Regions from separate parts of the Homo sapiens genome. Here all the other regions are linked to region 2. A link is a loop called in an ENCODE intact Hi-C map of the cell type or tissue named here. Cell type or tissue: heart right ventricle. All regions are shown on one strand. Links, peaks and the distances in the headings refer to the core of each region. The heading gives the core; the rest is flanking DNA.

The links. A loop is a pair of places that touch in the nucleus more often than their neighbours do. Peaks named below come from ENCODE experiments on the same cell type or tissue, not always from the same donor. Only the 100,000 strongest peaks of a DNase experiment are listed, where the experiment ranks them.
Region 1: a loop joins it to region 2, with 12 times the contacts of the local background. A loop is called at or near these places in 16 of 110 quality-filtered maps.
Region 3: a loop joins it to region 2, with 4 times the contacts of the local background. A loop is called at or near these places in 26 of 110 quality-filtered maps.

What each region holds. Positions count from the first base shown.
Region 1 is chr7:38,741,207-38,751,915 of GRCh38, forward strand. VPS41 (VPS41 subunit of HOPS complex) reads right to left here. Exons shown (of 29, transcript NM_014396.4): 23 at 4,353-4,407; 24 at 2,196-2,336; 25 at 779-915. Among named protein-coding and RNA genes, the nearest start is that of AMPH, 120 kb to the left of the region's middle. In heart right ventricle, for the core only: a CTCF peak has its summit at 6,959 (motif pointing left); no DNase peak of the experiment used is centred there.
Region 2 is chr7:38,447,474-38,455,473 of GRCh38, forward strand. All of the region lies in intron 11 of AMPH (amphiphysin), which reads right to left. Among named protein-coding and RNA genes, the nearest start is that of TRG-AS1, 110 kb to the left of the region's middle. RefSeq lists enhancers at 5,915-6,084, 6,801-6,970 and a cis regulatory region at 6,000. In heart right ventricle, for the core only: CTCF peaks have their summits at 4,542 (motif pointing right) and 4,742; a DNase peak (open chromatin) is centred at 5,925; H3K27ac peaks cover 1,388 bases.
Region 3 is chr7:38,655,931-38,666,639 of GRCh38, forward strand. It overlaps the pseudogene KRT8P20. Among named protein-coding and RNA genes, the nearest start is that of AMPH, 30 kb to the left of the region's middle. In heart right ventricle, for the core only: a CTCF peak has its summit at 4,785 (motif pointing left); no DNase peak of the experiment used is centred there.

The DNA of each region.
Region 1 (10,709 bases), core at 2,531-10,530, 300 kb after region 2:
TTGTTTCTAGGAAAGTAATTTCATCCATTATTAATAAAACCTCATTTTCAAGTAAATTAGAGGAAGAACAACAGTCCGAATTTTTAAGGAAATGTTTTAATTCAAGTTCTATAGAAGTTACCAGCATCCTGAAAAATAGTAATTGCTAGAGTCTTTTTAAGGAAAAGATTAAGATGCTTTGTAATTAGTATAATAATTTATATGAAAATAATGAGTTCCACTGTTCTTATGACAAATTCTGATTTAACAAGGATAATAAAGTTGCACTATTCTAGAAAACAGACAAAAGGTTAAATAAAATCCTATATTTTAACAGCTTTCAGGCAACAGACTACTGAATGGCTTCAAGAAAAATTATTACCTTACTGAAAAACATTTTTGTTAATTCCCTCAAACGGATACAATACTTATTCTCCCTAAAAATGTTGGGGTGGCCCGATCTAATGGCCACTATAACTGCTTTCATACTCGCCTCGATTCCATGTTATATTAACCATACAAATGTAAGAATGTCTGCTCAAAAACAAGTGAAAATTGGAGATGGCTAAAGAATCAAATAGCCTTCTTAAGGCCTTTAAGGTATTACTGGACAACGCAATTTTAAAGGTGATGTTTCTAATTACTCTATTTGAACAGTTTTCTAAATATCTGGGCCTAAATAAAATGTAACCATAAAATCGAAAGTTTTTAACTGATACCTAACATAAACCCTAGAAATATTTATCCAGTACTAAGTCAACTAATTCAGATGCTCATTTGTCCAAGAAAGGATACTTACTTGCAAATTGTAGTCTTGCAGAATTTTAACCAAGGAATCTCTCAAATTGGGGATCTCCATTCCTTCCTTAATACGGTGAATCAGTAGAATTGGGTCAACATGTGTGCCAATGTTGTTTAACAAGCCAGTAATAAATGCTACAAAATACCACATAAAACAATGAACATATAAGCAACATTATAATGCAATTTTATTTGCACATAATTTGCATATAATGCAATTTTAGATCAAAAGTAACTCAAAGAAAAAATTATTTCCTTCAAAGTAAGTGTTAAAACCATTTGAATTTCTAAACTCTTAAGAATTAATCTTCTAAACTTCCAAGAACTAACGCTCCTTAAGACATGAAGGAGAAAGTAAATAAGAACTGTTTTAAAACAGTTGAACAAATGATTACTTGCCTTCAAAATACAGTTTTTAGCATCAAATGGGTGTAAATAATATTTATTGACAACTGACTATGGCTCAGGTATCATATACACTTTCCTCAAATACTGTGCAAGGTAGGAATGCTGTGTCCCCATTTTACAGACAAGGGAAATGGGGTGTTTAATTTTTCCAGGGTCACACGGCTAATAAGTAATGTGCCCAAATTCACTCAGGCCAGCCTCAAGTTTATGATATGTTCTGCCACATCACTTTGCCTCTTGAGATCCTTAAACTACTACTTTATCTTGCTAGTTACAAGTGAGATTCTTTATATTGTCAAGAGGATAGTTATTAAAGTCAATTTCAGATTAAGGTAGTTACATGAACACAAAGACTTCCTACCAAACTTAAAAAAAAAAAAAAGGAAAGAGGAAATTTCAAATCACTACTGCTAGTTATTTTCAAAAGAGTTGGGTTTCTGTTAGGTGACTGCTTTTGTTTTTTCCTTTCCAAAATGGGAGACCCAATGCAAACAGTCAAGCTGAGGACCAACAAATACAAACTCTGGGTGTTGTACTGATAAAAATAGTGCAGGAAAGAGGCTAAATACTACAACACAAACATCCAAATATCATCAATGTCCAGAACAGTTACATGTTTCCAAAAAAGACTGGTAAGGTCTATACACTTAAACTATAAACACTCCCATATACAAGCTAAAAACAAAAAAAAACCACACCAACACAACCCAGATGACATTTATTCAATTTGCTTGCAGCAGGTAAAAATATGCCTCATGGGGACACAATTAATAAACTGTGTAGCCACCTGTTCTTCATCACATGCAGGTAATGCAAAGTGATGAGGCTCCAGGTTTTCCAGCACAGGAGGAGTATTGGAAATCATTACAACACACCTGGCCTATTTTTATTGTAGGTACGCTACCATTTTCTTAACCCAATGTATCTTGAAATAGTTTTTAATCTAGACATAACTGGTTACACTGAGAGAAAAAAAAGTTATAACCAGAGATGGCTTTTATGCTTACGTGGTTTGTCAATGGAATATAAAATCAAATCTTCCCACAGCTCTCCATCATCTTGCTCCTTGGCAAATTCGATTGCTTTATCAACATCATGTAATTCCTCCATAATCATCTTCAGGGCACTTCGGCTATTACCCATTCGGCCTTGGTGGGGTGAAGATGGGAGAAAGAGTTCATTTAAGGTATTTTAATAATTTTTTTAAAGAAATTGCATATCTCTTAATTTGTTTACATAGGTGGAAAGCTAAGACAAGGCTATTTTCTCATGTGACACCAACATTTACTGTCTATAACATAGCAAAATAAGTATCTCCTATTTACTGGATATTTACTCTGTACTGAGTACTCATTTAAGTGCCTCATATAAATGACATCATATAACCATCACTACAACCCTATGAGGCATGTTCTACTAATATTCCTCTTTTATAGAAGAGGAAATAGAAATGTTAGTAGCTTGCTAAGATCATACAGCTACTAAATAGTACACTGTGAATTTGAAGCCAGGTCTGTCATACTCTGACTTACTTTTGATAGACTTATATATATTCTGGAGGTCAATACCTTCACATGCAGATACACTTAAAATGTTTAAAGGCCCTAAAGTCATTCTGCCTCATGAGGTAGCTGTGCATACTGCTTTTCTGATACACTTTGTGCCAACTGCAAACTCAACTATCAGAGGGCTTCCTCATTTTCTTCTCTCCCACGTTCAGGGGAAGGCCTTTCAATAACCCTCATGAGATGAAAGTATTTATCAACCATGCCTTCTATTGGCTAATTGTCTTTACATACTTTGCTCACTGACCTATGGCATTTTAATAGTTTAAAGTTTTCCATGAGTTTTTAATATAGTGCATGTAAGAAAGCCTTACTCAGTGGAGGGACAACAACTGCCTGGTTGTAGGTTGTCACCCTTACCCCTGTCTCTGGGCTTGCAGGAACTAGTAAAGGATCTTGAATCCTTCCCCCTGCACACGGCCATTATCAACTGATAAAAGCTGGCTTGTGAATGAAATGATATCCCATTTGATACCCCTTCCACAGCATTTTGTGTTTCTTACAAATATTATTTCCACAGTTTATGTCTCTAAAAATGGTTAGTTATTTAAAAATGTTTACAGGATTATCAAGTTTTTATAAAATCAGACTATATGTCCCTAATAAGTCCTCTACTGCTTCTAAGACAATATGACAAAAATTTATTCCACCAAAATATTTCTTGGGGAGAACACTGTTTGGAATTAGTGAATTGATGAGCTACCTAAAATTGTGATTAGAACCCCAGGAACATGCTGAAGTAACAAAATGCAGCCCCAAAAGCACTTCTCCTAAGAAGGGCAGGTGCTATAACTGGACAGTTCTGGGTTTGTGGCTGAGCACCCATGAATCTGCATACACATAAAAGGGAATAGAGGATTTGGATTATTTTTCAACAGAGGCAAAGAGGCCAATGAGAGTGAGTGCTGTATAAGGGAAAGGCGTAAAGCGGAAAAACCCTACTGAGGTCAGCAGGGAAGTGACAATGGAGAAACACCAAATATGAATGTTATGTTATATGCTACATTATGCAATCCTCAGTACAACCCACATTGTTGTCATGCACGTGGCTCATTTTGGAAGAATGTGAAAAGATGACAAGTTTTGTTTCTTGGTATGCATGGTACAAAAATTGTGACTCATGTGGAGGTAGGAGCCAGAAGACCAGGAACACTGACACCTAGATTATATTAAAAAGCTCTCCTCCTTCTCCAAAACTATGGTATTCAATTGCATTTCCTCTAGTTATTTAGGGTGTGATTTCTAAAAGTGATTATTTATTTTCTACCAATATGATGGTAATATAAGCTGATTATAATTTTTTAGAAAATGAAAAAACTTGTCAACTCATCTACAACTTAATCTATGTTGTGAGGTATAAACTGATAAATTTTGATATGTTGATTATACATTGCCAATATGTTATTTCAACATTTATGAAACAACTCTTCCTTCTTTACTGTGCTGTGAAGTCTGTTTCATATATTAAATTATTGTAAAAATAGGCTCATATTCTGTGTTACGTTGGTCTAAAACCTATGTCCTTTCTTACACAATTTACTTCATGTTGTCATCCCATTTCTTAGTTTATGGGGACCAAAATGAATAAAAGCTACTTACTCAGAAGATAAACTGTCTCTTCTACAAAGTTTCTCTGTTGACAGATCTCAAGAGCCTTCAATTAAAGCAGGGTAAAAATGTTACTATAGGCGACCAAATAAGAACAAACAGTAATAAAGTCATTTAAACTTACACTTGAAAGAATTTTTCCACAGCTTCTTTAAAAATAAAACAAAGCAAACAAATAAAGAACACATCTCCCTAGAATAGCTGCACTCAGTTACCTCTCAGAGGTACTGGACTCTACACAATTCAATTTAAAACATATTTGAAGCTACTCAGAACATTTCATGAGCAAGAGTAGAAAACAAGACACCAAATGAAAAGAAAGGGCCTTTCCCACTAAGCTTTCTCTCTTTACACTACTTCAGGTTTCCTTACAGCACTGCTTCCTTCCAAATCTGTAGTCATTTGTTTAAGCTCTGTTTCCCTCCATTAAGATGTAAGGAATGTTGCTCATGGTTGAACTTTTCCTAGTATTGTGCATACCATAAGCTCAGGAAATATGAATTCATGCTGCATGAATGAACGAATGAATGATTGAATTTACTAGGAATATTTGTACTGCCAGATCACAGGGGCTGAAAGAGAACTCTGCTCAAGGATCTGTCAAAGGTGAGAAGGAAAAAACACTTTTGATGATCAAGAAGGATCCAAAAAGGAGCAACTATGCAGATGAGAGCATTTCCATTAGTCTTAAAAAAAAAAAAAAGACCTACTATATATTGATAAATTACTTACTAATTCTAAATTAATCAGGATACATTTACTATATTCTCTGTGCTGGGTGCTAGAGGGTCAGGTTAGATAGAGATGCAAAGATGACAATAATAAAAATGTTAGTGATGATTATAGGTAAGAGGAAAACAAAGAAGAGAATAATGGAGGAGGCTTAGTAGGAGCATTAGCAGCATGAGTCCACCCCCGGGAGCTCAGGGTCCAGGAAGTGACAGAGATGTGACAACGCATTATTCCACGATTAGAGTAACATGAACAAAGGGCCATGTGTACAGAGGAGGGACACTGAAACTGTGTGGTCCTCTTGTGAGAAGCTTCAAGGGGAAGTGGCATCTGAACCGGGTGCAGTATGATGAATGAGTGCACCTGGGAAACCTTATCTCATACCCTGCCTACAAAACTTTCTATTGCATCGCTCCACTCAGACTTAAAGCTGAGAATCTCTACCACGACTTACAAGGCATCCACAACCTAGCCCTTAATTTCTGTGCAGCTTCACCTGCCTCTGCTCACCTCTCCATTGCGTCCCCTTGCCTGAAATGCTTCCCTTACCCTGACTCTCCACTATTGGATGGCACTACCTTACGTCATGAGGTCAAGGTCACCCAAGGTGGACGAACAAGAGGAAGGAGCCCCGGTCTCTGACCCCGCGGCATGGTGCTCTCAGCAGGGCCACTCCACCAACACTTCCACGTGACAGAAAAAGAAACTGTTGCTCTGTTAAGCCACAATTATTTTGGGATTTTTATCACTCACAGTTGAATCTAATCCTAGCTAATACCGAGAAAATCTTCCTTTATTTTGATTAAAAATATGGTTTACCTATTCCTATATGGTCTTGCCTGTCAATCACCATTGTAAATGATGAAACTTTCTTACCAACTCTTCACTCTCCTGCAGTGATACTACTGCAGAGACAAAAAACATAAGTAAGAAGTTAAATAATAAAGCAAAATAGTGCAAATACATCAGAGGACACGGGATTCAAACAAAAAACCACTGAGAAGCCAACTGAGTGCCTAGATTTGTTCTGGGTGTTAAGATACAGATAGTTTATAGTTGAGTGGGACTGCCATTCACAGATAAATAGAACACTGTAATACAACTGAATAAGGAGAATGTTTAGAGAAAGATAGTCTGACTAATGATAAGCATTTATGCTGCTTAAAATAATTTATTATTAAAAGGTATCCATGAATCAATTCTGTACTTGGAAATTCACTTACACACTTTAAAATACCATTCAAGATTTCAGACAGAACCATTACCCATTTTCTTCTGCACATGAGAATGCTTAAGAACATGCTAGTCTCAAACCACAAAAGAGTTTGCAGTTTGAAGCCTCACCTGAGTTATCCAAGACAGCAGCCACTTGCTCTATGTGTCTATTTAAGTTTAAATTGATTAAAATTAAATTAAATTGAAATTCAGTTCCTTGGTAGCAATAGCCAGATTTCAAATACTCAATTGTGACATGTGGTTGGTGGCTACTATGTGGGACAGAGTAGATTATAAAACATTTCCATTGCTGTAGAATATGCCATAGAATAGCAAGGCTATAAGATCCTGTATATACTTTCAAAAAGGAAGTCATGTGGGAAGAAATGTCTGAAGGTAAGCTGAAGTTAGGAATGACACGGAATGTAAGCAGATGAGTATCACCAAGTTCAAAGATAATTTGAGTCTCTGAAATTTCAATTTCACATAATTTTAGATGTTTCATGATGAGTTTCTAACAGTATCTTAAATTATCCTCTTCTCACAAATGAGAAAATGGACTTTAGAAATCTCTAGAAATTTTGAGTAAAGTATAAAAAGAAAGCATTTAGATTCTTGAATGTTCCTGGACCATGGTGCTCCCTCTAGAGGAAACAGTAGGGAAACTAAGATTTTTAAAGTAGACACACACAACACATGCGCGCGCGTGCGCGCACACACACGCGGACAATGCAGTGAAAATAGAAGTGAAAAATCAGAATAATAATAGAACTTGAGTAAAAAATGATGCAAAAATAATATTTTAATTCTCCTCTTTCTGATTTAGTATGAAGGTAAAGAATGAAGTTAGAAAACTGAGGGTAACTAATAAGAACCTTATCAAATGTAAATTAAATAATTATTTCTACCTATCCTTGATCTCGTCATCTTTTATCCAATCTTCTCTTTAAATTTCTTTAATGAAAATCTGCAAACTTGGCATCTCTCAGCTTTATTCTTCCGAATTCAGAAATACTGCCACCTTGTGAATACTATTAGATATGAGAGCGATCACAAATTCCGGTATAAATCTGCTGAACTATAAAACTGATGATCTGCTCTTAACCACTCTAGGCACAAGCAAATCAGATTTGCAAAATGAAAACCAGTGCCTGATGACCACATCTGTAAATTACAGGACAGTTTAACAGTTAAAAAAAATAATCTTTCATGATTCTTGCAATACTAGGAAATATCTTATTTCCATTAACTTTTTAAACCTGAAAATGATTCCCCAACATAGTGGAAAAAATACAGAGCCTAAAATTAAGTCATCCAGGTTCTAAGTCTTGGTCCCTCAACTTATTAGCTCTAGACTTTAGGCTTTTTTCCAGCTCCCTAAGACTTGGCTTGTCATGTATAAAACGACTCTATCCACCTAACTGCACTTTTGTAGAGATTAAATAAAACAATATACATGAAGGCACAACATACATTATAAAGCACAAAAGAAATACAAATAATTTTTATTATCTTTAAAAATTGCTGTAGATATTATAAATTCCCACAAACTCTGTATTTCCTTTAGAACAAACAATTTCATAAAAGTTTATGATTAATTTTTGAATTTCAGAGTCGTGGTGATTTTAAATCCTGAACTCTGGCCTTTGATAACTATAACTAGGGCTTTTGATGTGACGTCAGGATCTTTCCAAAGTTTTGGGCCAAATACTATTGATTGTGGGATTTCAATCAATTCAAAATAAGGTTAACCTAGATTCTTGAAGATTTCAATCAGTTGCCAATCTGAAATCACCTCCTCTCAACAATTAGCCAATTGTTGGCAAAGGAAGACAACCAAAGGAAAGACAACCAAAATTAGAAAGATATAGTGTCTTCCCAGTAAAGGAAGACAACCAAAATTAGAAAGATATAGTGTTCTGCCAGAGGTAAATTATAAACAACAGTGGATCAATGGGTTCTGAATATGCCTTTGAAAGCTTAAACACTTCTCATTTAAAGTAGAAACAAAGAACAAAAAATCCTCTTGTACCAATAGGACTCAACAATCTCTAAATTCTAAGGAAGCAGACAGAAATTTCTTTGGGGAAAGGGAGGCTTTATAATTTCAAAGTTCTCAATTTCATATTCAGGAGAAAAAGAGATCACATTTTCTATGAGTCGCTCTTTATACAAAACAGGCAGACAGGTATTCCGTGCCCTTTACTAGCAAGCTTGGGATGCGTTTAATTGGAGAAATCCACTTTGTCATTCGCAAATTGGTACATACGATAGCTTTTCATGTCACATGTAAACATAAAAGGGATTTGTTTCTAAGATGACTGAGTATATACAGAATTCTTTCTTATTATTCTTTTTTATTTATTTAAAGAGAGTTTTGCTTTCTCGCCTAGGCCGGAGTGCACTGGTGCAATCATAGCTTACTGTAACCTCAAACTCTTGGGCTCAAGACTTCCTCCTCCCTCAGCTTCCTGAGTAGCTATGAATACTGACTGGCATGTACCACTACACTGGACTAATGTTTTTATTTTTGTAGAGACAGAGTCTTGCTATGTTCACCAGGCTGGTCTCAAACTCCTGGCCCAAAACTATTTTCCCACCCTCAGCTTCCCAAAGTGCTGGGATTAGAGGTGTGGGCTACCACACCCAACCAGAACTTACTTTAAGGAAAACGGAGTGAGAATCTTGAGTTAGTAATACTGTCATGAACCTCTCCTTTAAGACAGCTTTGGGTACCTGATAGGGTAGAGTGCTATGTTTTCTACAAATATACAGATTTCCCACAATAGGTCCTGACAAACAGATAATCTCTTATGAAGAAGTCTCAGTAACCTGAAACATGAAAACCCATTTAGGGAGTCCTAAAAATATGGATTACTACTTGATTATCTTATAATGGTCTGTTTCACCATTACCACCTCTAATCCATGCTCAAAATTCTCTTTCAGTGGGACACGAGATAAATTTTTAAAAATAACTGTGTCTAAAACATAATTGGTTTTACTATGCTTGTGCTGAGTTCTTTTACATTCAATATGTTGTTTCCAGTGGACCAGAGAGAAAAATTCTACAAGGTCTACACAAATGCTCTAAGCAAGCCATATGTGTAGGAAGCATCACATGCAGGTCTGCAACATTCTGCTGCTCCCTACTGGGTGAAGCAGGGTGTCTTCCACTGAGTACTACTAGACCCGAAAACTTTAAACCAGGTGGGCATAAAGTGTGTGAGAGATATAGAGATACTGGAACCTGGGTGGCGCCTCTGCATCTTGTGCTTAGGGAATGGGAAGGGCTGTTAATCACCCACATGTGACCTCTCTGTCTCAGAGGTCAATGGGAGACTTCAGGAGACTGCCACATCCTCTCTGAAATATACAATGTTCTCTTGAAAAGTGAGAAACAAATGAAGGAGCACTGTTCAAAGAATAAGATTCTCACTCTATTGCCAGGTTATAAAGTCCTATGTTGAGAGAAGAGGGTAGTATCTGTTTTTACTTTTAGAGTAAGATAATGAATTTCCAAATTAAGTCCTCAGAAAATGTCTTAGGGCCCCAAATATAAAATGCTAATGTCGTTTTATAAGTTAACAGGCAGGCAAGATTTTTTTCAATAATTGTGGACTTTAAAAATCCATTGAGCTAAATTGGTTCACAGTACTCCAATGCATTTAATAATCATGGGCTAAGGAAGCATACACGGAAGTTGTAAGTGTACATAAACTGTGTTATCATCCAGCTTCTTTGCACATATCTCTAATGGGTCAAATATGTTTTTTATTTTGTTGGTCCACACAGCTGACTTTCAAAAGTATCTGGCCATCCAAATTTAGTCAGACATTTGTAGATGTTAGTGGTAGATGGTATTGAGAACTGTAGGACATAATACTGTTGGCTTTTAGGCTGCCCAGTTGTTAGCACATATATAGTTAAGTACTTCAGTTTATTTTGAAACAGCAGTCTCATAAAACTTACTAGTCCTTATTTAGCCCGAACTAGGATCTTGCATGTATATAATTTATTCATTCATTCTCTCACTCATGATGCAACACACATTTAGTAAATGTCTAATGTGTGGTGGGTACTAGATTTACCAAAATGAGTAAGACAAATTCCTTGTCTTTGAAGAATTTCCAGGAGACAGAGACTAGTAAGCAGATAATTATAGTGGAATGTAGGATGTAGGAGAAACAAAGAAAAACATAGGGTAGACACTTAAAGAAGATAGGATGCAGGACCTAAGCTATGACCTCAGTTTATCAAACCTGATTCCTGACTGGAGCAACTGCTTCTGGCTTAGGACAGTCTGTGTCTCCCTCCCAGGCTCTTGACTCTGAGGTGTCACTCTGATCCTGGGAGATGGACTGAGACTTCTAATATATCATTTTTGCCTGATGGTTGATTA
Region 2 (8,000 bases), core at 1-8,000:
GGCATCATTTTTATAAGCATATCAGGTAAAAGAGATTTCAATATATAACTATAGCCATAAAACATTTAGTAGTGATGCATCTGTAGGTAGTTTGCAAGTATTTGATTGACCCAGAAATCTAGCCTCCAGAGCACACACACAACACATTTTCTGAGGATCTTAACCTTTAGAATTTGAATAAAATGTATAAAATCTGTAAACACCTCAAAAAAACCACTTAGAAGTAAAACATATAGTCTCCAAATCATCCTCATGGCTGCATGCAAACAGACAGATAAACACACACACACACACACACACACACACCCATACACAAAATTTCTTTAATCATAACACAGTATTATAGTAAGCCAGATTACCATGAGGGCATAGAGATTTTCATCTTTTCTTCTTCTAGAGATTTTCATCTTTTATTCTTTCATTAAACATATTTTGAAAACCTTTACTATATCCTAAGTATTGTGCTGGACACTTGTGACTTCCCAATGAGGCAAAAGAGGTAGAGTAGGAAGCTTAAGACAGAGAGGTTAAATAAAATCTTTAGGAACAAGGCCAATCAGAAGTTATCTTTTATGTAATAGAAATACCTTTCATGTAAAAGTCACAATTTACAATTTCTAACAGTGAGTAAAGTTTTAGCATTTCATCAACAATTACAATGAAGCAGTGGCCTAGGAAAGTTTACCTTCGTGGTTAGAAGCTTATAACAAGATTGCTCCAGATGGGTACATTACAGTTAATGTGAGTCATATAGCACATGGACAGGGTTCAAGTGCTTTATATTGCAGTCTTAGAATGGAAAATCGTTCAGTCATTTAAAATGATGTTGCCAAGTATTTGTTCCACAAAGTTTATTGTAGTATACTAGTCCTTCCTTATTTGGAGGAGTTATGTTCCAAGATCCCCAGGGGATGCCTGAAACCACAAATGGTACAGATAGTACTGAACCCTATACACACTATGTTTTTTCCTATACATACATACCTATGATAAAGTTGAAGTTATCAATTAGGCATAGTAAGAGATTGATGACAACAGCTAACAGTAAAATAGAACAATGATAACAATATACTGTAATAAAGGTGAATGTAGTGTGAATGTGAATATAGTCTCTCGCTCGCTTGCTCTCTCCAAATATCTTACTGTTATGTAGTATTTTTGGATCATGGTTGACCATGGGTAACTGAAACCATGGAAAGTGAAACTGTGGATAAGGGGAGACTGCTGAACAGAGAATTAAAAGGATAGTATAATGCAGATCCCTTTACTCACAATCTAGACCTATCGATTGTTCTCTCACATTTGCTTTATGTGCATACCTATATTTACATAATCCTGAAATGCTCTAGGAATGAGTTGACACACAATAAACTAGACCTTCTAGGAAATTGTTTTCCTACTTTGTTTTGTTTTGACTTTGTTTTTTATTAGAACAAGTTGGTAGGCTGCAAAATCATTCCTAGTGTAGCACGTGGGTTTTGTTCATTGCTTTTACATATATTATGACTAATTGTATAAAGGCTGACAGTCATGAGAATAGAGTCAGCAAGGAAGAGGGATAGGGCCTATGCTTATAATGAGGTTCTACTCTGACTAGTGGAAAGACAGATGACTAAACTGGTTGAGTAAAGGCCCTCCTACCACTATATCATGGTATTTACCAATAATGCACTGATATGTAACAACCTGAAGAACTTTGCTAATATCAACACTCAAACGAGTTCTAGAGAACCTGCATCCTGGATACTAAGGATAGAAAGAGTGATATCGATTTGTTCATTTACTGAATGCCCGGTACTGCTCTCTTTCGGGTGCTTACAATGCTGTCACACATAGCCTACAGCATTCTGCTTTCCACTTCTGCACTAGGAGAGGCAAGGTTCAGCAGAAAGACGGCAGGTTTGCTCTTCTAGAAAGTAGGACTAATGACATGTAAATCACAGGATTGATGTCAAGGTTAAACTGAATGAGACCTTGCAGAAAGATATTTAGTAGCTTTCCCTGTTCTGTAGACAGAAAAAGCCTAGGCACTGTTAGCAGCTCTGGAGTCAGAACCTTGAAAGATAGTGAAGCCTAATGACCCAATGATTTTAAAACATTTTCAGAATACCAGATGATACATAAACTGCACTGCTTGGTTACTCCTGCTCAAGGAATGGAACAATGATGTTGGTAATCCACCAGGGCAATGAACTGACTAAATTTGGGCTTGAAATGCACTGTGTGGTTTTTCTTCCTTCTAATTTTCATCTTACTAATTCTTTCTGTCTTAAAATAATGTTAACATGTTTACTTTGAAAAATAGCAAGAGAAAGAAGAGGCAGCTGGTCCAGAAATATGTTATGTTGAAAAGCCAGTGTGGTATTTAGAACCAGGTTACAGATACCCAGTAAGTGAGAGATGCATATGTTCATAACTGCAGGCTGGCCTCTCAGGATTACATGGGTGAAAAAACCATTTCATGGACTGATTCTGCAAGTTGAATTCTATTTCAGTTCAATTGGCTAGGGAAAACAGCATGATTTAATGAACTTAACAAGTAAGATGCAGTATTAGGCTGGAAAACAGAGACATAAGGGTAGAAAAGCCAATGGTGCTCAATTGGTCCCAACACTCAGGATTGAAAGGCTGTGCTCATGTCTGCATGGGAGCATGGTAGGCATTCCTATGGCGTGATAAGCAGGGCTTGGAGAAATAAGCTTGGATGTTCAAGGGATAATTCCTCTGGATTTGTAAAGGGGAAATCTTTGATCAGAGAAAATATGCAATATCATAGTTGGAGAAAGATTTAGGAAAAATAGTTGGGGGTATCTGCTATGAAAAAATCCTGAGACAGGCAATATTTTCTTCCTCTCTGCCACTGGACACAAAGATAGACTCTGGCAAAGAGGGACCCTGCCCCAAGCCCTGAATCTAAGGGGACCGTCATGCTTTTGAGCACCTTTCTTACAGTTTCCTAAGTCTTCCTCTGGCAGAAGGGACCAGCTGCAGCTGCAGTGCCATCTGGTCAGGGCATCCTGAGAGCCTGTACCAGGACTGGGCTTTGGTTGCCATATCTCCCCTTCGGAGCACTCCCCAACACTACTCCATGTGTACGGTCGATTATATGCTTCTGGAACTCTAGGGCTCCTATCCACAAAGGTGTTGTGAGCATGAAGATGGGGCCTGTTTCCAGGAGGGTGAGTGGTAAGATGGTGAGACTGTTCTTTTTGGTCAGCTTGGCATTTCACTTATGGAAACCCCTGAGACTGGCCATCAGAATGTTGCTGATAAGCTTATTTCAAGTGACTCCAACTTTTTATATGGAAGAGGTCCCCAGCAAAAAATATTTGCTCAGGGCCATAATCCTAAAGGGAGGGTGAACATTGGATTTAAAATCCAGTCATCAAGTTAGAAGAAAAGCCAATCCAAAACACTTTCTTTTTTTTTTTTTTGAGACAGGGTCTCGCTCTTGTCACCTAGGCTGGAATGCAGTACTGTGATCATAGCTCACTGTAACCTCGACCTCCTGGGCTCAAGAGATCCACCTGCCTCTCAGCCTTCTGAGCAGCTGGGACTACAGACACATACTGCCATGCCCAGCTATTTTTTTTTTTTTTTGTAGAGACAGGGTCTCACTGTGTTGCCTAGACTGGTCCCAAACACCTGGCCTCAAGCAATCCTCCTGCTTTGGCCTCCCAAAGTGTTGAGATTACAGATGTGAGTCACCATGTCTGGCCCCAAAACATTTTCTGAGGACAAGAATTGAAAAAGAGAGAGAAATAACCTTGCACATACACACATATTTATGTGTGCATATACATGTATATATACACATGCACACATATATACGTGTGTATATACACATATATACACATGTATATATACATATATACGTTATATACACGTATATATATGTGTATATACACATGTATATATACATATACGTGTGTATATACACACATACATGATTGCTTTATTTTTTGTCTTGATCTCTTGTTAGAATCATATTTATATGGAATAGATTTGATTTCCAGGGACAAAATATCTTTTAAATCTTTATTTCTTAAAGTGTTTTACCAAACACCCATTTCCTAGGAAAGCATATTTTGGGGGTGAAGGAGAGACTGAGAAATTCTTCCCTAAACAAAGTTGAATGGAACTTTGTTACAGAACTTTTCAGAGCCTTAAACATGCCGATGTAAACTGTGAAAAATCAAAAGGGATGTAGCCCCTCAGTCTCATGTAAACAGAGACTCCCTTTTCAAAGCATCTAATGATACTAGTTTTCCTCATAAACATGCTTTGGAAAATGCTGTTTTAAAAGAATAATGTAGGGACACAAACACACAAAGAGGAAGGGAAAGAAAAAGAGAGAGAATGGATTTCTAAGTTCTTAGGATGGAAAAATAGGGAACAATTTTTTGGACCTTTGGAAGATCTGTTTTTGTAAACACAAAACCAGAAAAGCAAGTAAACCATTGGGTCATAACCACGGGGCATCTCCCTACAAGCAGATAAGAACATTTACCAGAAAAAATTCTATGCTACATTTAAAGTTTGGGCCATTAGAGGGCTCTCCAGATCTAATGGATTTCTGTCTTCAATCCCAGGACACACTCAGGAGAGAATCATCACCGTGATGGTGCTTGGTGGAGGAGACAAACAAATCCATCTGAGACTGGGTACATTTCAGTCATTACATTTTGAGCTTCTGGGCAGGAATAACACAAATGCTTTTCTTCCCCCATTAAGTGCATGATAAAAATAGCAAGCTGGGGACATAGATCAATCTTCTAAATGTAAATGACTCATTTAAAAAAATTAAAATAAATGTAGACGGATCATCCTATATTGCTATATGTGTCAGAGAAAACCTTTTCAGGTACATCAAAGCTGTCTAGTTTTCAATGCTGTACTTCCTTGCAGTTAGCATCTCATTTTTCCCAGGTATTGTTATTTATTCTCTTTTATCTATTTATCTGTAGATTATCAAATACATTATTGTCTGGATGATACAGTTCATTCACTTATAATACGTAGCTCGACCTATAATCTGATCAACACATCTAAGGTTATAAGCACTCATGTGTATGTGTATGTGTCCAACTACCCTAAATATGGAAGACTTTGAGTCACACTAGTTTTGAAGGGAGCAGTTATGAATGGTCAGTCATAGCACACACTTGACTCAGCTGGGTATTTCTCTGGAATAAATCTATTAATTCACTGTGGTGCTTTGTTAATGGTCACTGATTAGTGCCATGTGGAATCCTGATAACTTTAAACAGTGGCTCCCACAGTGTGGTGCCAACACCAGCAGCATTAGCAGCATTTTCCTCAGAAATGCAGATTCCTGACCTCATCCCAGACCTGCCAAATCAGAAACTGCTGGATGGGCTGAAGTAACATAAAATGGCTATTTATAGCTACAGAGGAACAAGCCACTGAAGAAACTGCCAAGATGCTTCAGGGAGAGACAGCATCTGTATATTTTTAATTAAAGCCAGATTATGTCACTCAATAAACCAGAAAGCAGACAGAAATATAAATCCCTGTTTCACTCCCGCTTTTGACATCTTGACATGAGACAAATGGTCATTTAATCCATGGAAACACTCCAAGTCATACTCTGTGGTCCAGCTGCTAGAGCCATGTCGCTTTTCAGATTTAGAAAAATGGCAGAAACCCCTTTCTGACTCCTCCCCAGATTAGAAGAAAACAATATAAATAAGGCTGTGCCCCCGAAAATGCACTCCTATAATGTCTCTGGTGCTTAGTTCTTCCAAAATTGCCTGGAAGACTGAAGGATGTGACACACAGCCAGTGAGATATAAGAGGTATTGATGGAGAGACACTGAAAGCTCCCACATTCCTTTCCCAGCAGCCTTGGGGTTATGCATAAAGCACTAGCAAAGCCTAGGCAAGCAGACCCGGGAATAGTGTCCTCACAGGAGCTGCAGCTGGAACATGCTTCTGTTTGGAAAGGCACTTCCTCTGCCCCAGTTCTTAACTTTTCCCATCACTCTCACTCAACAGTACCAGCAAAAGCGAATGCTCTTTTAAGTACTTAGGGGACTCTCCTGGCATCTGTAATTTTCAAAAGTGCTTTGATCCTTTTTCCCCCCACCATCAAGTGTCCTTACCTATGAGCCAGCAAATTACAAATACAAAGAAAAAACATTTAAAAAGAAAGAACACTTCTGAACCTCATCTTTACTTCACAATGAGTCTGCATGTCATGTTGTCTCTACTTCAGTTGCCTTGTCTACCAAATGGGGATGTCCTCAGCTAAGCACACAAGGCTTCTAGGTGACCAAAGTCTCTATTTGTGATGGAACTGAGAGGATGCTCTTGGAGGGTCCAGGTCAAAGCAACTGAGTAAGGGTATTGTTGCCTTAAAACACTCCCAGTTCGAAAATTCATGTAGCGAACAAAGAGAATGAAGCTGGGCAGTAGCAAATGCAAAGGGACTGTACAACTTTGGAAATTAGAATTGCTCAAGTTTGTCCCAGGACAACTGGGAGATGCTGGGTAAGATCCTTTGGCACTAAGACAGCTATCCCTGGCGGCATCTCGGTATCCACAGACATACAATCTGGCCATGCACCGATAAACACCATTCTCAAAGGAGCTGCTAAATCACATCTCAAGCCCCAGTTAATTTTATCAAACTCAGCATCTTATGCATACAACAGAAGAAAGAAAACAATAGCTCAAAGCATTTTGCCTATTGATAAGTGTGCTTGAAAAGAATGAAAAATCATGATTTGCCACTGCATTGTGTCTGAGTTTTTATTTTCTGAGGTCCCTATTATTATCAATACACCATCTCTGCTATTATTAATATGATGTGATTATAATCGGCATATTACGCATAGTGTAGTGATTGATGTACTCAGTAATTATAGTACTGCATTAGCACCTCTTGTAAAATGTAAATATTATTCCAGACCCTGAGAACACTGAGAAGAAATAGTATCACCATGACTTCTGTATGGTCTTTTACTTGTAGAAAAAAGAGATAGTTTCAGTGACACTAGAGGCAGCTCTGGAAGTCATGATAATTCTTGAGTCAATTAAAAAAAAAAACACAAAAAACAGCCACTAGCAGGAACAGGCCTGCAAGTAGCTGCGGTGGGATATGTGAACCCAGGTATATTCAAAATCAGTAGGAACACTGACTTTCATTTGCCAATTCATGTAAATAATATGCCCCTGTTGAAGGACAAAAGACTTAAAATTATTCACCTCTTTCAATTTCATTTCCTATCTCTACTAAGAATCAATAGAAGACATAAACATGAAATAATATATAAAGAGATGTTTATCGAAGTGCTGGTGAAGCAACAAAAAAGTTGGAAGCAACTTGTGGCCAATAATCAGGGGTTGGTACAACCAACTGAGAGAATACTATGGGCAAATATGTTTTTGCAAACACAATATTATGACATGAAAATATGCTCAATAAAATTAAGTAGAAAGGTCAGAAATACATGATAGTACAGTCTCAATTTTATAGTGCAAAATTGATATATACTCAGTGATTTGGGAAGACTAAAAGAAGACAGACCAAAGGGCACTAGTGGTCATGTCAGAGTGGTATGATTTAAGTGATTATTAAAATTCTTTTTTTTTTTTCCTGAGATGGAGTTTTGCTCTCGTTGCCCAGGCTGGAGTGCAACGGCACAATCTTGGTTCACCGCAACCTCCGCCTCCCACCTCCTCCTGCCTCAGCCTTCCGAGTAGCTGGGATTACAGGCATGCACCACCATGCCCGGCTAATTTTTGTATTTTTAGTAGCGACAGGGTTTCCCCTTGTTGGTCAGACTTGTCTCGAACTCCTGACTTCAGGTGATCTGCCCGCCTTGGCCTCCCAAAATGCTGGGATTACAGGTGTGAGCCACTGCGCCCAGCCTACAATTCTTTATTCTGGGAGATTCTCAAGATGGCCGACTAAAGAAAACTAGTACATGCTTCTTCCACAGAGCGGAAGCAAAATAGCAAGTAGATGTTCACAC
Region 3 (10,709 bases), core at 1,175-9,174, 210 kb after region 2:
GTCCATGGACAACAGCTGCTCCCTGGACATGGACAGCATCATCGCTGAGGTCAAGGCTCAGTACAAGGTGATCGCCAACCGCAGCCTGACTGAGGCTGAGAGCACGGACCAGATGAAGTATGAGGAGCTGCAGATGCTGGCTGGGAAGCGCTGGGATGACCTGGGGCGTACAAAGGCTGAGATCTCCGAGATGAACCGGAACATCAGCTGGCTCCAGGCTGAGATTGAGGGCCTCAAAGGCCAGAGGGCTTCCCTAGAGGCCGCCGTCACAGACGCAGAGCAGCCCGGGGAGCTGGCCATGAAGGGTGCCAAAGCCAAGCTGTCTGAGCTGGAGACCGCCCTGCAGCTAGCCAAGCAGGACATGGCTCAGCAGCTGCGTGAGTACAGGAACTGGCCCTGGACGCCTACAGGAAGCTGCTGGAGGGCGAGGAGAGCTGGCTGGAGTCTGGGATGCAGAACATGAGTATCCATACGAAGACCACCTGTGGCTATGCAGGTGGTCTGAGCTCTCCTACGGGCGCCTCACAAGCCCCGGCCTCAGCTACGGCCTGGGCTCCAGCTTTGGCTCTGGCGCGGGCTCCAGCTCCTTCAGCCACACCAGCTCCACCAGGGCCGTGGCTGTGAAGATCAAGACCCGCGATGGGAAGCTGGCGTCCGAGTCCTCTGACATTCTGCCCAAGTGAACAGCTGCGACAGCCCCTCCCAGCCTGCCCCTCCTGTGGCTGCCCCAGAGCCGGGGAGGGAGGCCGCTGTGCAGGGGAGCAAAGGGAACAGGAGACCCACCTGAGGCTCACCCCTAGCTCTCAGCCCACCCACGGGGGAGTTTACTGCCTGGGGACACCCTTTGCCCATGCCTCCAGCTACAAAACAATTCAACTGCTTTTTTTTTTTTTTTTTTTTGTACAAAATAAAACCTCAGCTAGCTCTTTCAAAAAAAAAAAATCAGTCCCACAAGGTCCCATCAGTCTCATTCTGCAGGCCAATGAGGATTTTCTTCATATTTTCAATGTGTTGAGAAGAATCTGCAGAATGTTAGGACATATATAGACAGATGAAAATACTCACACAAGGAGTAAGAAAACCTTCAGAGGAGGCAAATTTGCAAAGCAAGAACTGTGCCCCTCCCCAGTTCTAAGTCAACAACCACCCCATTAAGAGTCTATCTTAATTCTGGGGCTGTCAGCAGGTTTCCTTTCGCCTGCTCTTATTTGTTCATTTTATGGAACACAGTAGTCTGCCTTTTTTTTCATGTCTAAACTCATTTCCTGTTGAGAAAGTTCATAACCATGGCACAACAGTAATCATCTTGCATAAGTTACTCAGCTCCTTTCTGCTCTTGTTTCCTCATCTCCAAAATAAGAATAAAAATAATACTTCTTTTATAAGGTTGTGTTGAGGATCAAAATAGCTAATATATGTTAAACCCTTGGAACAGTTCCCGGACTATAATCACTGCTATATAAATGTTTGCCATCATCCTTCTTGGATGGTTTCAGTGCCCCTCGGTTACCTTTGCCATGACTCTTATTTATTTATTTATTTATTTTTTGAGATGGAGTCTTGCTCTGTTGCCAGGCTGGAGTGCAGTGGCGGGATCTCGGCTCACTGCAACCTCCGCCTCCTGGGTTCAAGCAATTCCCCTGCCTCAGCCTCCCGAGTAGCTGGGACTACAGGCATGTGCCACCACATCCAGCTAATTTTTTGTATTTTAGTAGAGATGGGGTTTCACCATGTTGGCCAGGATGGTCTCAATCTCCTGACCTCATGATCTGCCCACCTTCTGCTCCCAAAGTACTGGAATTACAGGCGTGAGACAGTGCGCCCAGCCCCCAGGACTCTTATTTTCTAAATCCTATTAGAACATCTTCTTTTTCTTTTTTTTAAAGTCAGGATCTCACTCTGTCATCCAGGCTGGAGGGTGGTAGCACAATCATAGCTCACTGTCACCTGCAACTCCTGGGCTCTAGTGATCCTCCCACCTCAGCCCCACTGAGTAGCTGAGACTACAGGTGCATGCCACTACATGGGGCTAATGTATTAATTTTTTTTGTAGAGATGGAATCTTGCTATGTTGCCCAGGCTGGTCTTGAACTCCTGGCTTCAAGAGATCATCCCATATCAGCCTCCCAAAGTGTTGGGATTTCAGGTGTGAGCCACTGCACCAGCCCTATTAGAACAAATTTCTAAATTATATGGGAATGTACAAAAACAAAAGATAAATCTGCCTGTAGAACCTTAAAACAGTTTCATGGTCCTCATAAGGTTCTTCATATTCAGGAGAGCGGGCATTGCAACATGTAAAGCCTATCTCGAAGAAAGAGACTTTTGCCCAAAGTCTATATAGACTAAGCCTCTGTCTACATTATGTCTTCTTCTCAAATCACCTCCTTGACTTCATATTACCATAATAATCCACATCCCATTATAAACTTTTAGCTTTTAGCCAGATAGGCTGTTTTGCAAAAGAGGAAGGCAATGGGGGGCTTTTGATGTTACTTTTCAGGAGTAGTTTTCCTTACCTTCTTCCTGTTGGGCCCCTGGGATCTTATCTGCCTTTAAGTGTTATAATAATTCCAGGTGCATTAGAGTATCCAATATGCCACTGAAATCTACCTCTCCCCTGATATTAACCATACACCAAATAAAAGCAGCACATAATAAAATCATCCACATCCCAAAATAGAAAAAGCACCCAAATTGTTTAAATTTTACATAGGGAGTAAGTTGTATCACACTCTATGCTAACCATGTTTATAACCATTTATGCTTGCACATATGTAATTTAAACAGCTATTATTGAGCATCTGCTCCATGTATGTCAGGCACTAGACTGGGCACTGGCAACATACTGGAACAATAACAGGGGTGGTTCTGTTGGGGAGGCAGCTAAGACAGACCAAACAGTGGGAGTCCCAGAGGTTTACTCAATAATCATGCTAATTAATACAAGCAAACCTTCCAACTGAGTTCAGTGTTCCAGGTAAAAAGGAATGTAATACAAAAAGCTGACCTGGGCTTGTGGGTCATGGAAAATTTCTCTGCGGAAGAGACATATGACAAATAAAGAATTGTGAAGTTACCCAAGGTAAGAGAAGAAAGAACATATCATGAAGCTAGATCAGGAAGCACAAAGGCCCTATGGTGGGAAAGAAGATGGCCAGTAAAAGATGCGTGAGTCATTCATGAGACAGGAACCACTGGCAGAAGACAGGATTTGTGGGGGAAGAGCCTCAGTTCAGTCTGGGACATGAGGTGTCTGAAATACCTTTGAGACATATCAAGGGAAAATATGAAATAGGTGGTTGGATATATACATCTGGAACTCAAAGGAAATGTCTGAGCCAAAGACATAACTAGATATAAATAGCTTACAGATAGCAGTTAAAATTAATGATCTTGGATACAGTTGCCTGGAAAGAAAGCATATAATGAAAAAAGACCACCTTGACAGACTTCACTTTTAATGGCTGAGTAGCAGATAAGCCCACCAACTAGGTTAAGAAGGAGCATCAGAGAGGTAGAAAGGACACCAGGAGAATGTGGTAGCACCCAAGGCAAGGGGAGGAAGAGCTGCAAGAAGGTGGAAGTTGTTAATAGTATTTAAGAACATTGCTGAATCATGTAGTAAAATAAGGTCTGAACATCATTGGATGTATTTGAGGACAGGGAGATCACTGTTGACTTTATCAGAGCTGGTTCAGGGCAGTGATTGTGGGAATGGGAGAGTGATGGGCCATGACATTCAGCCTTAAATAGGTTGAGGAAAGATTGGGAGTTAAGAAAGTGGAGACAAAAATTTTAGGCATCTCTTTCAAGAAATCTGGTTGTGAAGGAGAAAAGAGATATGCAGTGGTGGGATAAAAAGTGATTTGAGTAGCTGTTTGCCTGGATTGGCAACCTGAGCCGCCCCACCCTTCCCGTGCAGCGATCTGGGTGCAGAGGGGCCCTCTCCACTCCATGCCAGACAGATCTCCAGGCATTCAGACACCTGCTCACTGGAACAGCAGTCTGAGTCACCCCAATCTTCCTGTGCGGAGATCCTGGTGCAGGAGGCCCTCCCCACTCTACACCCAGGCAGAATCTCCATGCGTCTGAAGCACCTACCCTCCTGGGTTAGAAGTTTAGGCTGACCCCAATCTCCAGGCAGAGAACTCAGGGATGAGGAGGTCTTGCAGCTCCATGCCGAGGCACACCTCTGGATGCGAGGTGGCCATCCACTGGATTCTCCCTCAGTGCTGGTACTTGTGCCTGCCATCAGGGGACCTACAGGTGGACCTGCCTGGTCTGGCCCTGCCCATCTTGCTTCCTCCCCTCCACTGGGGCTGAAGAGGGAGCTCAGACCACCGTGCACTCCATGAATCAACCCATTTCCTGAGGCAAGCGAGAGCTTCTTCCAGTAAAAAAAAAAAAAATGCTATGTGGATGGGATCACATATATTCCCATCCACATAGCATTTTTTTTGAGACAGGTTTTCACTCTGTCACCCTGAGTGTAGTGGTGTGATCATGGCTTACTGCAGCCTTGACCTCCCGGGCTCAAGCAATCATCCCACCTCACTGTCCCAAGTAGCTGGGACCCACAGGCACATGCCACCATGACCAGCAATTTTTTTCATTTTTTGTAGAGACAGGGTCTCGCTATGTTGCCCAGGCTGTTCTTGAACTCCTGGACTGAAGGGATCCTACTTCCTCTGGCTCCCAAAATGCTGAGATTACAGATACGAGCCACCATGCCGGGCCACACAGCCAGCTCTTACCCATAAGCGCCATCTATTGGCTTGTAGGTCAAATTGCACAGCCCAATATAAAACCTGGTGACAGAAGAGCATAGGGCTACGCAAGCAAAGCCAAAAGACCCTACCCAGCATTCTCTACAGTCACACACCCTGGGGTGGGAAGGAAGGAAAGGGAAAGAAGAAAAAAACAATAATATTATTGGAAAAAAGGAAAGAAAAAGAAAAAATTCTACCTGCATGAAAATAGTTACTAAAATTAGAAGGGCAAGCATCTCTAGATGAAAAGGAACTAGTGCAAGAAACCTGGCAAAATCTGAATGTAGTGACAGTACCAAAGGATCACACTAGCTCCCCAGCAATAGTCCCTAACTAAAATGGAAACTCAGAAATGATAGCTAGATAGATAAATAATTCAAGGCATGGATTGCAAGTAAGCAGCAATGAGATCCAAGACAAGGTTGAAAGTCAACAAAAAGACATTTCTAAAGCAATCCAGGAAAGGAAGGAAGAGGTAAACATCTTCAAAAGAAATCAACCAGAACTTCTGGAATTGAAAAACTCACCTAAGGAATTTCAAACTACAATTGAAATCTTTATGAACAGACTGCACCAAGCAGAAGAAAGAATTTCAAAGCTTGAAGACTGATTTTTTGAACTACCCAGTTAGATAAAAATAAAGAGAAGAGAATTTTTTAAAATGAACACAGTTTTCAAGAAATATTGGATTATGTGAAGTGACCAAAATTATGAATTACTGGACATTAACAATAGATACAGAAGAGAAGAAAACAACCATGAAAACATTTGAGGCAATAATTCAAGAAAAGTTCCTAATCTTGCTAGAGAGATAGACATCCAGATACAAGAAATCTAGAGAACACATGTGAGATAGTGTACAAACTAAACATCATCAATGCATATAGTCACCAGACTGCCCAAAGTCAATGCTAAAGAAAAAAATCTTAAAGGCAGCAAAAGAAAAAGGTCAGATCACATACAAAAAGAACCCCATCAGGCTAACAGTAGACTTCTCAGAAGAAACCTTACAAGCCAGGAGAGATTGGAGGCCTATTTTCAGTATTCTTAAAGAAAAGAAATTCCAACCAAGAATTTCATATCCTGCCAAACTAAGCTCTATAAGCAAAGGAGAAATAAAATATTTTCCAGACAAGCAAGTACTAACGGAATTCATTACCAGTAGACCTTCCTTACAAGAGATCCTTCAGGAATTTCTCAACATGAGAACAAAATAATGATACCTACTACCACAAAAACACACATAGCCCACAGACCCTATAAAGCACCACACTATAGAAACTACAAGGCCACCAGTTAACAACTTCATAACAAGATCAAAACCTCACATATCAATATTAATCTTGAATGTAAATGGTCTCAATGCCCCACTTAAAAGGCACAGAGTGGCAAACTGGATTTAAAAAAATAAGACCCATTCATCTTCTGTTTTCAAGAGGCCTATCTCACATGAAATGACACTCATAGGCTCAAAGTAAAGAGTTGGAGAAAAAAATCTGTCATGCAAATGGAACACAGAAAAGAGCAGGGGTCGCTATTCTTATATCAAATAAAACAGATTTTAAACCAACAACAGTAAAAAATGACAAAGAAGGACATTGCATAATGATAAAAGATTCAATTTACAGAGGACTTAACTATCCTTAATATATATGCACCCAATATTGGAGCACGCAGATTCACGAAACAAGTACTTCTAGACCTATAAAAAGACTTGGACAGTCACACAACAATAGTGGAGGACTATCAACACCCCACTGACAGCATTGACAGACTATCAAGGCAGAAAACCAACAAAGAAACTCTGGACTTAAATTCAACACTTGACTGATTGGATCTAATAGACATCCACAGAAAACTCCACCCAACAACCTTGGAATATATATTCTTTTTATTTGCACATGGAACATACTCCAAAATCAACCACATGGTAGGTCATAAAGCAAGTCCTAATAAATTCAAATAAATCAAAATAATTCCAAACGTCCTCTCTGATCACAGTGGAATAAAACCAGAAATTAATACCAAGAAGTCTTTCAAAACCACGCAATTACATGGAAATTAAACAATTTGCTCCTAAATGACTTTGGGATAAACAAATAAAGCAGAAATAAAAAATCCTTTGAAATAAAAGAAAACAGAGACACAACATACCAAAATCTCTGGGACACAACAAAATCAGCATTAAGACAAAAGTTTATAGTGCTAAAGACCTACCTCAAAAAGTTAGAAAGATCTCAAATTAACACTCTAACATTACACCCAAAGGAACTAGAAAAACAAGGACAAACTAACTCTTACACAAGCAGAAGAAAAGACATAACTAAAACCAGAACAGAACTGAGCAACGTTGAGACCCCGAAATCCATGCACATAATCACATAACCAAATGTTTGTTCATTGAAAGGATAGATAAGATCAATTGCTGCTAGCTAGATTAGTGTAGAAATAGACAGAAGATCCAAATAAGCACAATCAGAAAGACAAAGGTGGCATACAACCAATCCCACAGAAATATAAAAGATCCTCAGAGACTATTATGAACCTAGAGAAAATGGATAAATTCCTGGAAACACACAGTCTGCCAATATTGAATCAGGAAGAAATTGAAACCCTGAATAAACCAATATTGAGTTCCAAAATTGAATCAGTAATTAAAAAAAAAAAAAACCTACCTACCCAAAAAGCCCTGGACCAGGTGGATTCACAGCCGAATTCTATCAAACATTCAAAGAGGAGTTGATACCAATCCTACTGAAAGTATTTCAAAAAATCAAGGCGGAGAGACTTCTCCCTAACTCCTTCTATGAAGCCAGCATCACTCCGATACTAAAACCTGGCAAAGACACAAGAAAAGAAAACTACAGGTCAATATCCCTGCTGAACATAGATGGAAAAAATCCTCAAAAAATTACTACCAAAGCAAATCTAGCAACACATCAAAAAATTAATTCTCTATGATCAAGTAGGCTTCATTCCTGAGATGCAAAGTTGGTGCAACATATACAAATCAATAAATGTGATTCATCACATAAACAGAACTAAAAACAAAAACCATATGATCATCACAATGTGGAAAATGTTTTTTAATAAAATTCAACATCTCTCCATGATTAAAACCCTCAAGAAACTATGCTTAGAAGCAATATATGTCAAACTAATAAGAGCCATCTATGCAAACCCACAGCCAACATCATACTGAATGAGCAAAAACTCAGACCATTTCCCCTGAGAACCAGAAAAGGATGCCCACTCTCACCACTCTTATTCAACATAGTACTAGAAGTCCTTGCCAGAGCAATGAGGCAAGAGAAAAAAATAAAAGGCATCCAAATAGGAAAAAAGTCAAACTACCTCTCTTTTCTGATGATATGGTTATATACCTGGAAAACCCTAAAGACTCTACCAAAAGTCTCCTGGAACTGATAAATGACTTAGTAAAGTTTCAGGATACAAAATCAGTGTACAAAAATCAATAGCATTTCTACATATCAATAACCTTTAAGCAGAGAGCCAAATCGGGAATGCAATCCCATTCACAATAGCTGCCGAGAGAAGGAAGGGAAGGGAAGAGAAGGGCAGGGCAGGGCAGGGCAGGGCAGGGCCTAGGAATACATCTAACCAAGGAGATGAACTACAAGTTCTACAAGGAGATCTACAAAACACTGCTGGAAGAATCATAGATGACACAAACAAATGGAAAAACTTTCCCTGCTCATGGTTTGGGAGAATCAATATGCTTAAAATGGCCATGCTGCCCAAAGCAATCTACAGATTCAATATTACTGCTATCAAGCTACCAATGTCATTTTTCATGGAGCTGGAAAAAACTATTCTAAAATTCATATGGAACCAAAAAAGAGCCAAAATAGACAAAGCAACCCTAAGCAAAAAGAACAAAGCAGTAGACATCACATTACTTGACTTCAAACTACACTGTAAGTTAACAGTCACCAAAACAGCATGGTACTTGTACGAAGACAGAAAGATAGGCCAATGGAACAGAATAGAGAACCCAGAAATAAAGCCACATACCTACAGCCATCTGATCCTTGACAAAGTCGACAAAAATAAGTAATGGGGAAAGCACTCCCTATTCAATAAATAATGCTGGGATAGCTGGCTAGCCTTATACAAAAGAAAGAAACTGCCCCCCTCTCTTTCACCAAATACAAAAACTAATTCAAGATTATTTAAAGACTTAAATGTAAGACTTCAAACTATAAGAATCCTAGAACAAAACCTAGGAAACACCTTTCTGGACATTGGCCTTGGAAAAGAATTTATAACTAGGTCCTCAAAAGTAACTACAACAAAACCAAAAGTTAACAAGTAGGACATAATTAAACTAAAGAGCTTCTAGACAGCAAAACAATCAATACAGTAAACAGACAACATATAGAATGGGGGAAAATATTCACAAGTTCTGCGTGTGACAAAGGTCTAATATCCAGAATCTATAAAGAACTTACGCAATCGAACAAGCAAAACCAAATAACCCTATTTAAAATGGACAAAAGACATGAACAGATATTCTCAAAAGAAAAAAAAAGAAAAAAAGCAGCCGGCTGGGCAAGGTGGCTCACGCCTGTAATCCCAGGACTTTGGGAGGCCGAGGTGGGTGGATCACCTGAGGTCGGGAGTTTGAGACAAGCCTGACCAACATGGGGAAACCCTGTCTCTACTAAAAATACAAAATTAGCTGGATGTAGTGGCGTATGCCTGTAATCCCAGCTACTTGGTAGGCTGAGGCAGCAGAATCGCTTGAACCCGGAAGGCGGAGGTTGCAGCGAGCGGAGATCACGCCATTGCACTCCAGCCTGGGCAACAAGAGCGAAACTCCATCCAAAAAAAAAAAAAAGAAAGAAAGAAAGAAAACAGAAAAAAAGGAAAGAAAAGCAGCCAACAAACATGAAAAAATTCTCTTCACTACTCTTCAGGGAGCTGCAAATCAATACCACAACACACCAGTCAGAATGGCTATTACTAAAAAGTTAAAAAAAACAATAGACGCTGGCAAGACTGTGGAGAAAACAGAATACTTACACACTGTTGGTGGGAATGTACAATTAGTTCAGCCACAGTGTAAAGCATTGTGGGGATTTCTCAAAGAAAAAAGAACTACCATTCAACCCAGCAATCCCATTGCTGTGTATATAGCTGAGAGAAAAGAAATCATTCAACCAAAAAGACACATTCACTTCTATGTTCATCACAGCACTCTTCGCAATAGCAAAGTCATGGAGTCAACCTAGGTGCCCATCAACAGTGGACTGGTTAAAGCAAATATGGTGCATATACGCCATGGAATACTATGCAGCCATAAAAAGGAATGAAATCATTTCCTTTGCAGAAATATGTATGCAGCTGGAAGCCATTATCCTAAGTGAATTAACATAGGAACAGAAAACCCAATGTTGCATGTTCTCACTTATAAGTGGGAGCTAAACAATGGGTACTCATGGACACAAAGCACGGAATAATAGACACTGGGGACTACTATAGAGGACGGGGAGGGAGTGGGGCAAGGGCTGAAAAAAAACTACCTATTGGACACTGTTCAGTACCTGGGTGATGGGATCAATTGTACCCCAAACCTCAGCATTATGCAGTATGTCCAGCTTGCACATGTAATGCCTTAATTTAAAATGTGAGTTGAAATTATTTTTAAAAACTAATTTGAGATTGAGAGAGGGCTTTGTTTTGCTTTACCTTTTTAATTATGAAAATAATTATATATGAAATAGCATATACAATATGCATATATATGTATGTGTATAGATAGGTGTGTGTGTGTGTGTGTGCAGTTTAAAGAATAAAAATAAATATCCATGGCTTCACATCCACCTTCAGGAAAAGAACATTACCAGAACTTTAGAATTTCTTGTGGTCCCTCGCCAATCGTATCACGCTGAAGGGAAATTATTTTTAAGATAA